Linked DNA regions of Homo sapiens: region 2 is linked to region 1. A link is a contact called in ENCODE Hi-C or POLR2A ChIA-PET data. All regions are on one chromosome and are shown on one strand. The core of a region is the stretch at or near the end of the contact, and the rest is flanking DNA. Distances in the headings are between cores, read along the strand shown. Region 1 overlaps TIAM2 (TIAM Rac1 associated GEF 2). Region 2 has its middle 74 kb from the start of NOX3.

Region 1 (5,016 bases), core at 1,639-4,138:
AACTTGCTGAAGAGATAATGACACTCCCGTTCCTCATCCTGCTGGGACAGTGATGCACAGGAAAGTGACTTGGAGACTACTCAGAGCTGAGGCCACACAAAGATTTGACTGAGCAGAGATGCTGATCTTCACCTAATGCTTTATTTGCCACGTTTATTTCTGATACAGGCTTCTCCTTTTTCTCTCCATTGAAACAGCGGGTGCCATGGTTTTGCTCTCATCCTGTCTGAGATGACACTTGAAGTGGGATATGTTTGACCTTTTCAAGGCAAACAGAAAGCCAAGTTCAAGGAGTCATCAGCCAGCTCCCTGCAACTTAGGTGGTCGTAAGGGACCTCTTGCCAGAGCTGCTTGAGGTCTCCCCTTTAATTTTGTCCACCTGGATGACAGTGAAGATGGGGTTGAACGGCAAGTGTCCCATGTCTGTCCTCTTTCTTCCATCTTCCCTCTCCATGCCCCTCAGCCCTCTATTTCCAGATCTTTATTTCCTTTCTGGGCTTCTGAATTAGAGATGGAGCTATGGAGACCTTGATATAATTTTGCTTTCTGTGGGAGAAGAAAGCAGGAAGTTTGATTTCTCAGGCCAAACTAGCCTCAGTGTAAATACCATTTGCAGGTTCTTGCCTATTCTTCTTCTTATTTATTTATTTATTTTTGTTTTTTTGAGAGGGAGTCTCACTTTGTTGCCCAGGCTGGAGTGCAGTGGCGCGATCTTGGTTCACTGTAGCCTCTGCCTCCCGGGTTCAAGCAATTCTTATGCCTCAGCCTCCTCAGTACCTGGGACCACAGGTGCACGCCACCATGCCCAGCTAATTTTTGTATTTTTACTAGAGACGGGGTTTCACTATGTTAGCCAGGCTGGTCTCAAACTCCTGACCTCAGGTGATCCACACTCTTCAGCCTCCCAAAGTGTTGGGATTACAGGCGTGAGCCACCACACCCGGCCTGTTCTTGCCTATTCTTTGGGGAAGCCACCTCGACATGGGGTACACTCGGAGTAAGAACACATGGGTTGGGTGGGCGTGGCTCACGCCTGTAGTCCCAGCACTTTGGGAGGTTGAGGCTGGTGGATCACTTGAGGCCAGGAGCTCAAGACCAGCCTGGCCAACATGGTGTGACCCTATCTCTACTAAAAATACAAAAATTAGATAGGCATTGTGGCTCGTTCCTGTAATCCCAGCTACTCGGGAGGCTGAGGCATGAGAACTGCTTAAGCCCAGGAGGCAGAGGTTGCAGTGAGCCAAGACTGCACCACTGTACTCCAACCTGGATGACAGAGCAAGACTCTGTTTCAAAAACAAAAAACAAACAAAAAAAAAAAACACAAAAAAAACCATGGGTTTTTTGCCCTAAGTCTTACACTGAGGAGCCGTTTCTTCATCCTTGGGTAAGTTGTCAAACTTCCCTATCTGTGAAACTCAAGGGTCCGTCTGACCAGCTGTCCTGCCCTGATGTCTCTCCCTGTCTGTCTTTCTGCCTGAATGCCTGATCCAAAGCAGCTTTCTGCTAGATATCCCTTTTTATCCCCATGAATATGGAGAGCTGCTTAGAAGAAGAATCTTAGCAGAACCCTATTAGAATTTGCTTCGGTCGTTTATTGTCCTTCATGCATTTCATTGAAGCTAAAACCTGTAAGATTTTTGGAGGCTTCTCAGGTAATGGTATGCGAAGGTCAGGATGGTTAGATACCGTATTTCCAGATGCTCTCTGCTCTTTTATGCACTTACGTTATTTAGGAACTTATTTCAAGCAGACCATTTGAGAATCTGAGGAAAGCTATGGGTCCCCAGAAGATTGCTTATGCACATACGTTAGAAATTGCAGACAATTCCAGGGAGCTCCCCAGTCTTACGATGTTTATTCACAGCTTTCCCTGTTAGGAATTTATGAACCGTCAGTTTGTGATCCTTACTTTGAGTAAACATCTGAATAGCCTAGCCTGTGTCTTAATATTATTGATATTGCAGAATCAGTTATCAAGTACCTGCAATATGAACAGCACTGTGTTTATATAGTCAAGTGATATTTTGAACTTTGTTTTTATCTTAGTCTAATTGCTTGGGTGAGATTAGCTATTAATGCTTTATTTTTTTAATGTGCTAAGAGATGTTGAGGAACGTTAAATAAATAACAACCCCTAGATGGCAAATAAATTATTAGGTTGAGACCAGAATAGATTATATTGATGATGGTGGTTAGACATCCCCAGATTTTTTTTTCTTTTTTTTTTTTTTTTTACTCTGCACTTCAATGGATGCAAACCCAGGTTGTTAAACACCAATCGCAGCATTACGTGCTGGGATGTTTTGGCATTTTGAAAGTTTTATTTTCTATCATTAGTGAACAAAATGGGTTTTTTTTTGGAGTAAGAATTTTAACATTTTGATCCCAAACCAAACTTTTATGGATCTCTTTAGTAAAATAAATAGCTGTCTGATGGACTAGGAGGGGTGTTTTTTATGCTCAGCGTAAGGGACGCTCAGGTGGCTGTGGCTCCTGTGTTCCCCGGCAAGGGCGTTGCCAGTGAATTTCACCCTTCCCCTTTCCATGTCAGCAAATTAGCTAAGCCCTTGTTGTCGTTCGCCCTTTTTCTTTTAAAGAAGTAATAGGCACAATTACTATCTAATTTTGGCTTGCCACTGTGTGGGTGCCTGGAATCTCATCCGATCTTTAATATTTACCCAGGGGGGTGGGTGTAGTGTCGCATTATTCATTCACTCATTAAATCCCCTTCACCGAGGCCTGCTCAGATGCTTGCCATTGTTCAAAGTTCTGAAATCGTCACCTGGCTGCCTTCTGTCAATATTCTTGCGTAGAGATTGTAGTCCAATGAAAACCTTGTACTGAGTGAAAGAAGATGTGTTTGAGTTTCAAGGCATTTTCTGTGCCTTTCATGACTCATAGCAGATTCTCACCTTGTGATAAAGTTCCGGCTCCACAGTGGTGGCTGCTTTTGCTTTTGCAAAAGTAAGTTGTGAGAAATTGTTCTGAGTCATTTTGCAATTTCCTCTATAGACTCAGCTAAGAGTAGATGTGTGTGTCATGAGTAGATGTGTCTGGAGTTGAGGGAGGAGGGGTCATGGAAAAACTCTGCCTGGAAGTGCTTCATCCAGGTACACATGATGGTATTTTCACCATCTCAAACACTAGCTTCTAACTGCTGAAGGTTAAGATGGGATCATTCGTTTTGTAAATCCGTCTCCTGCTGTCTTGATAATAACATGAAGAAAAGGGCAAGAAAAACATGGATGTGTCATTAGTATGGAAGGAAGGAGGAGAATGGAGGTTTGTTTTAAAGGCACCCCCAATTCTCTTTCCCTCTTTCATCCTTTCGTTGGTTCTTGCCCCTTCCACACCCCGACTGTGTTTGTTCAGCCTCCAGCGCATGCTGCCGCCTCTGCTATTCACCTGCCTTTGCGCTCTCTCATTCTTTGCTGCCACCTGAGTCCTCTGGTGTTTTCAGAAAACAGCTGGCAGAGGAGGAGGCTCTGAGATGTGCAGTTGCTTAGAAGGTTCTGGCCTGGCATCTGCACAGCGGGGATTTCATCACCAACTGCTCAGAAACCACAAATGCTGCATGCCTGGAGGAGTCCTGCCATCTTCCTACCTTGCATGCCACTCTCAGCTGGTTTTGGGATTTTCTATTTATTTGTTTGTTTGTTTGTTTGAGATGGGTCTCGCTCTGTCACCCAAGCTGGAGTGAAATGGTGCGATCTTGGCTGACTGCAACCTTTGCCTTCCAGGTTCAAGCAGTTCTCCCACCTCAGCCTCGCATGTAGCTGGGATTACAGGCATGCACAACTGCACACAGCTAATTTTTGTATTTTTGGTAGAGATGGGGTTTTGACATGTTGTCCAGGCTTGTCTCGAACTCCTGACTTCAGATGATCCACCCACCTCGGCCTCCCAAAGTGCTGGGATTACAGGCATGAGCCAATGCACTCAGCTGGGATTTTTAAGAGTTTATTCCCTTCTTGGTTCATTCAGGCATAGATAAAGGGCAGTCTGAGGGCCCGGGTGACACACCCATCAGGACAGGTTGGTGCTCTGCCTTCCTCTCATTTGAGCACCGAGGTCTTGAATTTGGGGCTTATACAGATGAGTTACCAAGATGGGGAAAGGTGGACCATCAAGCAGTAATACAACGTGAGGCTTACAGGTAACTTCTAAGTGTGGGGCTTTAAAGAAAGTCTCTGTTCACATTCTGTCACCCTCACTCTGTCTCTTCCATCTTTTTCTTGCCTGAGTGTCCTGGTTCTGCTGCCTTCTCTAGATCCCCAGCTCTTCTCACCACCAGGGATACCTGGCTTTGGTTCCCATGTATTTATTGATTTCTATTTTTAAGAAGTTTGATCAAAACTGTCAAGTTATTTATTGAAAATGATAGTTGTCTTAGTTTAAATCTTATTCCATTTCTGTTAGAAGTCAGTGTAGATTATAGAGTGGTAAAGTCTCAGATAAATACTTATATAAATAAAGATAGGTATTGTTCCATATAAGATTATCATTATTTTGAGAACCTGTTGATGAGGGTGCCAGATGTGACTGTTGCATTACTCAAATCCAGCAAAAAACACTGAACAAAAACCATAATTAAAGGGGCACACAGGGTATCTGTGCTCACTTTAAGGCAAGTAGCCCTTGGCAGTACCCCTGCTTAATTAAGGTTGCCAGGATATTAACATGTAATTGATGTTTTATATACTTATAACTTTCCTCCCAGAAGCTACAATTTTTTTGAAACCAGATTCCAAGCATTGTTTTAAGCCAATATTAGAAGAGAAAGTGTAGGGCTTTCTAAGCATGAAGAGGATGTGATTTCAGACGAAATCATAGCACCTGGACCCTGTCTCCCTGCCCCCATCCCATTCTTCATAAGCGATGAAAAGCATCTTTGATCCATGAAACCTGAAAAAGCAGCCATCAGTAGAAGTAAGTGTGACGGCTGAAGGTGTCATAAGATACTAATGTACCAGTGGGGAATGGGATGCAAGGCTGCTCAGCCTCAGTAGCCCC
Region 2 (5,016 bases), core at 962-3,461, 300 kb after region 1:
ATTAAATGAATGTACAGATTTATGACTTTTGCAACCCTTGCAATTCTGTTATTAGCCTATAATTGAGATCGTTCAAGCATCCTCCATCTTGAATTGCTTGCTGTACAATATCCCTGCCAAAAGTCTGGCTGGCAAAGTTGATAGAGCAGCATAGAAACAACCATTGTCCATTAGGAAGGCTACCTTCAAAAGGACAGAAAATAATAAGTGTTCGCAAGGATGTAGAGAAATTGAAACTCTTATGTACTGTGGGTGAAAATGTAAAATGGTGCAGCCATTATGGAAAGCAGTGTGAAACTTCCTCAAAAAAATCAAAAATAGAATTATCATATGATCCAACAATCTTACTTCTAGGTATATATCCAAAGAAATTGAAAGAATGATTTCACAGAGATATTTGTGCAACATTTTCATTGTAGCACCATTTACAATAGCCAAGAGGTAGAAGCAGTCCAAATGTTCGTCAATGGATGAATGGGCAAATAAAATGTGGTATATACACAGAATGGACTATTATTCAGCATTAAAAGGAGAAAATTTAAAAAGCACAAATACTGTATAATTCCACTCATATGAGGCATTTAAGATAGTCAAAAGCATAGAAAGAAAGTAAAATGGTGGTTGCCAAGGGTTGAGGGAAAAGGTGTTTAATGGGTAAAGTTTCAGTTTTGCAAGATGAAAAGTGCTACAGATATATTGCACAACAATGGGAATGTACTTAAGACCACAGAACTATACACTTAAATGGTTAAGATGGTAAATGTAATCGCATGTGCTTTTTACCGCGATAAAAAATATTCAAGGAAGAAAGGTTATCTACTGATTAGTACCTAATCACCATTGCCACTTGAAAATCCAAGACAAGAATTAGCAATATATTTTTATCTTAGTTGACAGTAGGATCTTGGATAATTAATATTTGTTGGTGGTTTATTTTTAGGGACAAGAAACATCATTATAGATGCTTCTCCTGTATCATCTCTCTTTCAAACAACTGATATTTGATGGTGTATCTAAATTCATTCCTTTTGGTATGATATGGCTTTCTTTTGGCATTGGTGGTATTTTAATGGGCAAAATAAGTAATAAGGCACTTGTTATTTAAAAATTAGAAGTGAGCATTCTAGTCATCCATTTCTTCAAATTTTCTAAGCTCTACCCTTCTTCCAAGTTAGGTCACCCAAATGCTATATGCCTGGAGAATATTAGTGTTTCCCTTTCTGTAGAAGTGGTTCGACAAATTCCCAATACATTAACATGTTTTTGACCTTTATCCAGGGTCAATCTAAGAAATGGCTTTATGAAGAATACCTCTCTATCATTTGTAAAATTGCTATTAAACACAATGTTAATTTATGTTTCTTATAAAACACACTTGCATTCAATCTCTCTGATTTTTTTTATTTTTTATTTTTTAGTTTGGGAATGTTTGTCTATTTTTCTTATGTGACTATATTCTTCATTTATTATAAAATGAGAATGATATCACCCATTCTGTTTTCTCTTTACCTAGCCTCTAGGAAATCCAGAGTCTATGTTTATATGAAATTTAATAATTATTTAGCCCAGATTTCTGGCATCATTACCAACATCATCACTATTAAGCATTACATCATTGCTTTGTATTTCTTTGTGAATGAACTTTAATCCTGTTACGGATTTAACTGTAATTTCTGAGCTTGTATTCCTTATCAAACAGCAGGGAAGTCTCCCAATTTGTCATTGGAAGGCTTTTCACTTCTGTGCTATTACCTATTGAAGCATTTCTCAAATGTTTAAAAACTGTCCCTAAAGGCAGAAAGAATGAATGAAAATCCTGAAGGGGTTTGGGAGTGTATCTCAAGTAGCTCAGTGCTGGCATAATATTTCTTTGTATTTTATGTTTTATCTCCTCCAAAAACACATCTGCATTTTTTAGAGATAAAAAGATAATTTTTAAATCACTTATCAGTCAACATACTTACCTTTTCCTTTTTAAATCTTTGAGTAAAATTAATACTCAAGGTAGATGTACTATTTTTATCTTGTGACTTTGAAACCCCTTTGATTCCTGACACTAAATGTAACACAAGAGAGACATTGAGAGCTGAAAGTAAACCTGCAAATAACCTTTCCCAATCCCTTCATTTCCTGTGTAATGAAACTTGGGTACAGAAAAGTTCAACCAAGATCTCCCAGAATAGATTTTGTTTCTGGTCTCCTGGGCCAAAGGACTTCCTGTTACATCACATGCCTCATTCTATGGCCTTGCAGCCTAATGAATCATACAAGAAGGCAGGATCAGATGATCTGCAGCTCCCTTTCCAGCCCTACTATTTTGTTTTTGTGCTTCTGAAAGCCATGACTACACTGAGCTCAATAATATAAGTGGAGTTAAAAATAATTAAAGACGTCAATAGCTGTCATGAAGATGCCCAATATTGTGTAAAGTAGTTTGCATCCTAAACACACGACTCACATGAGAATATTTTGAAGGATGCAGCAATGCTCCTAGAACACTCTGTACACAGAGGTGGGTGAAAGTTTGCATTTAAATTTCAACGTTCTGTTCACCTCTATTTTTATATCAGAATGTAAATGTCACAAAGACAGATATCATCAACAGGGGGATATTGTTTGTACGTATCAGTTTCTGGATATAGATTCAGGTCCCTGAGTTATTATTCTTTAGTTAGTGCTGTCCAATAGAGCTTTCTGGGGTCATGAAATGTTTAATATCTGCTCTGTACAGTATGGTGGCCACGAGCCTCATGCGGCTATTGAACACATGAAATGTGGCTAGTGCAACCAAAGATCTGAATTTTATTATTTATTTATTTATTTTTATTTACTTATTATTATTATTATTTTTTGAGGTGGAGTCTTGTCTTGCTCTGTTACCCAGGATGGAGTGCAGTGGCACGATCTCGGCTCACTGAAACCTCCGCTTCCTGGGTTCAAGTGATTCTCCTGCCTCAGCCTCCCAAGTAGCTGGGACCACAGGCGCCTGCCACCTCACCCAGCTAATTTTTGTATTTTTAATAGAGACAGGGTTTCATCATGTTGACCCGGCTGGTCTCCAACTCCTGACCTCAAGTGATCCACCCGCCTAGGCCTCCCAAAGCGCTGGGATTACAGGATGAGCCACTGCACCTGGCCTGAAGATCTGAATCTTAAAAGTTAAGTGTAATAAATGTAAATAGCACATATGGCTTCTGGTGACTGTATTGGACAGTGCAGCCTCTGGGTCTTATAAAAGAGGAGAGATATAGAATTGGAGGAATGAGGTGATCAACTTTCAAAACACAGATACGAAGAACAGGCAAGTCATTTTCTTTTACTTCAAGTCTTTCCAAAGATATCAAATTAATCATTGTTAATCATATTAAGAAATATCTCAGGAGAGGAAAAATATTTATCTTTTTCTTAAAAAAAAGACAATTTAGTGACAGTCATAAAATTAACTGCTTTAAAACGGGGGAAAAAAGTGAACACTAATGCCATCTTGTGGATTCTGGATGCTGGGACATGCTCAGGTTTTGTGAACGTGTGTTCAGTGACAAGCCATGAAGTCCAGAGAGTAGTCACATTTGCCTTTCAGTTATATATTTTGAATGTGTTTGCATGAATTATAGCCAGAGGGCTTCAAAGAATATCCACACATTAAAAATCAATCTTGAAAAAATAAATAATCTTTTATTCTTGATTGACTTGAATGGCTGATAAAGGATGGGCAACTATCTGAATTCAGTAACAATGAGTTTTTGAAAAAAAAAATCATAGTTGGCGCCTGTTTGGGTTCATTTCTATAACAATAATTTAAAACATTTTCCCAATGTCTTCCTTTACCTCTTTAAAGTATCATGGAAAATAAAAAGGAGATACAAAAAAGTGCTTAGAAATTTTCAAGATCCTTGAATCAAAACAGAACTATCTTTCTATATTTTATATATCTGAAAATGTTTTTGATTGTCATGTATAGTTATATTTGCTTCATCACATACCAACACACACACACACACACACACACACACACACACACACACTCCTGCAGTTATTCAGTTCCCTTTTCTCATCTCATATTCCTGTCATTAAATGAGTTGTACGGCCCTCTAGGACAAGAACTCTGCCTTTGGTACCATAGTGCTTGTCAAATATTAAGTGTAATTTACACTTATTAATTGATTTGTCTTCTGGATCTCCTTCTGCTAAGGCTCTCACAGATACTCTCCTGGCACAAACAAGGATATAGGAATTGTTTTTATCCTATAAAATGCTTATCTGATAAAGTTAAAAGGTAATAAAAATGATTTTACATACATGATGGCGATAAGGAGGAAAAATCCTGCACGTGTAATTATGATGAGGCATAAGGAAGAAGAGATGATGATGTATACTTTTTTTCTTTCTATCTGGCCCAAAATGGTGCTGATGATTTGTATTGGAGACATCTTTTAAATATAGTATTAATAAATAGACTTTAAATTATTTGTTTGGAAATTTAAATGTCATCATTGTGTTAGGGTGTTCAATAAGCCTAAATTTGAAGGGAGGACATTGTAATTAATGATGAATTCAGAATTCTGAATTTAGAATTCTGGAAATTTAATCTAGAAAGTAATAAATCATGTGTATTGATGTATCCATGAGGCAGAGATTGAAGAGAGGAGAGGAGAGGAGGGACATCAGAAGCTCAAGCATCAAAAGATTATTTGTCTCCAAAAAAGAATTTATTGGTGCTATAAAGTGGAACAGGAAGACACAATACTGTTCTATAGAAAGAAATTGAGGATTTTGAACATATTGTGATGAACATAAAGTGCAATGTGTGCTGTAAAAGATAAAAACATCAAGTCTGAGGCAGCAAGTCCAATAGAAATGGATTAGGAAGAGTAGCTAAAGCTGTAATAAGAGACACGGTCATTTAGGTTCACCGGTGGAATCAGGAGAAAAGAGCTTCCTAGATCATTGACATAAAAAGAGACTAGAAGGCTTAGCTTTTGCTGGGAATAGGAGAACATATAGACCCAGAAAAAG

The links. A loop is a pair of places that touch in the nucleus more often than their neighbours do. ChIA-PET counts read pairs that join two places held with the same protein, here RNA polymerase II (POLR2A). Pooled maps may share reads with other maps.
Region 2: a map of CD14-positive monocyte shows a loop between it and region 1 (6-fold over the local background). The contact joins two enhancer-like sites. A Hi-C loop is called at or near these places in 1 of 168 maps with a recorded cell type or tissue (CD14-positive monocyte) and 7 of 50 pooled maps. POLR2A ChIA-PET finds 5 or more read pairs at or near these places in 2 of 52 experiments (BJ and GM12878).

The regions. Positions count from the first base shown.
Region 1 is chr6:155,221,308-155,226,323 of GRCh38, forward strand. All of the region lies in intron 15 of TIAM2 (TIAM Rac1 associated GEF 2), which reads left to right. Among named protein-coding and RNA genes, the nearest start is that of CLDN20, 40 kb to the right of the region's middle. RefSeq lists an enhancer at 2,447-3,646. Within about 2 kb of position 2,889, at least 9 of the 41 ENCODE cell types and tissues checked have a DNase peak (open chromatin) inside an H3K27ac peak, as active enhancers do; they include CD14-positive monocyte, where a contact is called at or near this core.
Region 2 is chr6:155,526,945-155,531,960 of GRCh38, forward strand. No RefSeq gene overlaps it. Among named protein-coding and RNA genes, the nearest start is that of NOX3, 74 kb to the left of the region's middle. Within about 2 kb of position 2,212, at least 7 of the 41 ENCODE cell types and tissues checked have a DNase peak (open chromatin) inside an H3K27ac peak, as active enhancers do; they include CD14-positive monocyte, where a contact is called at or near this core.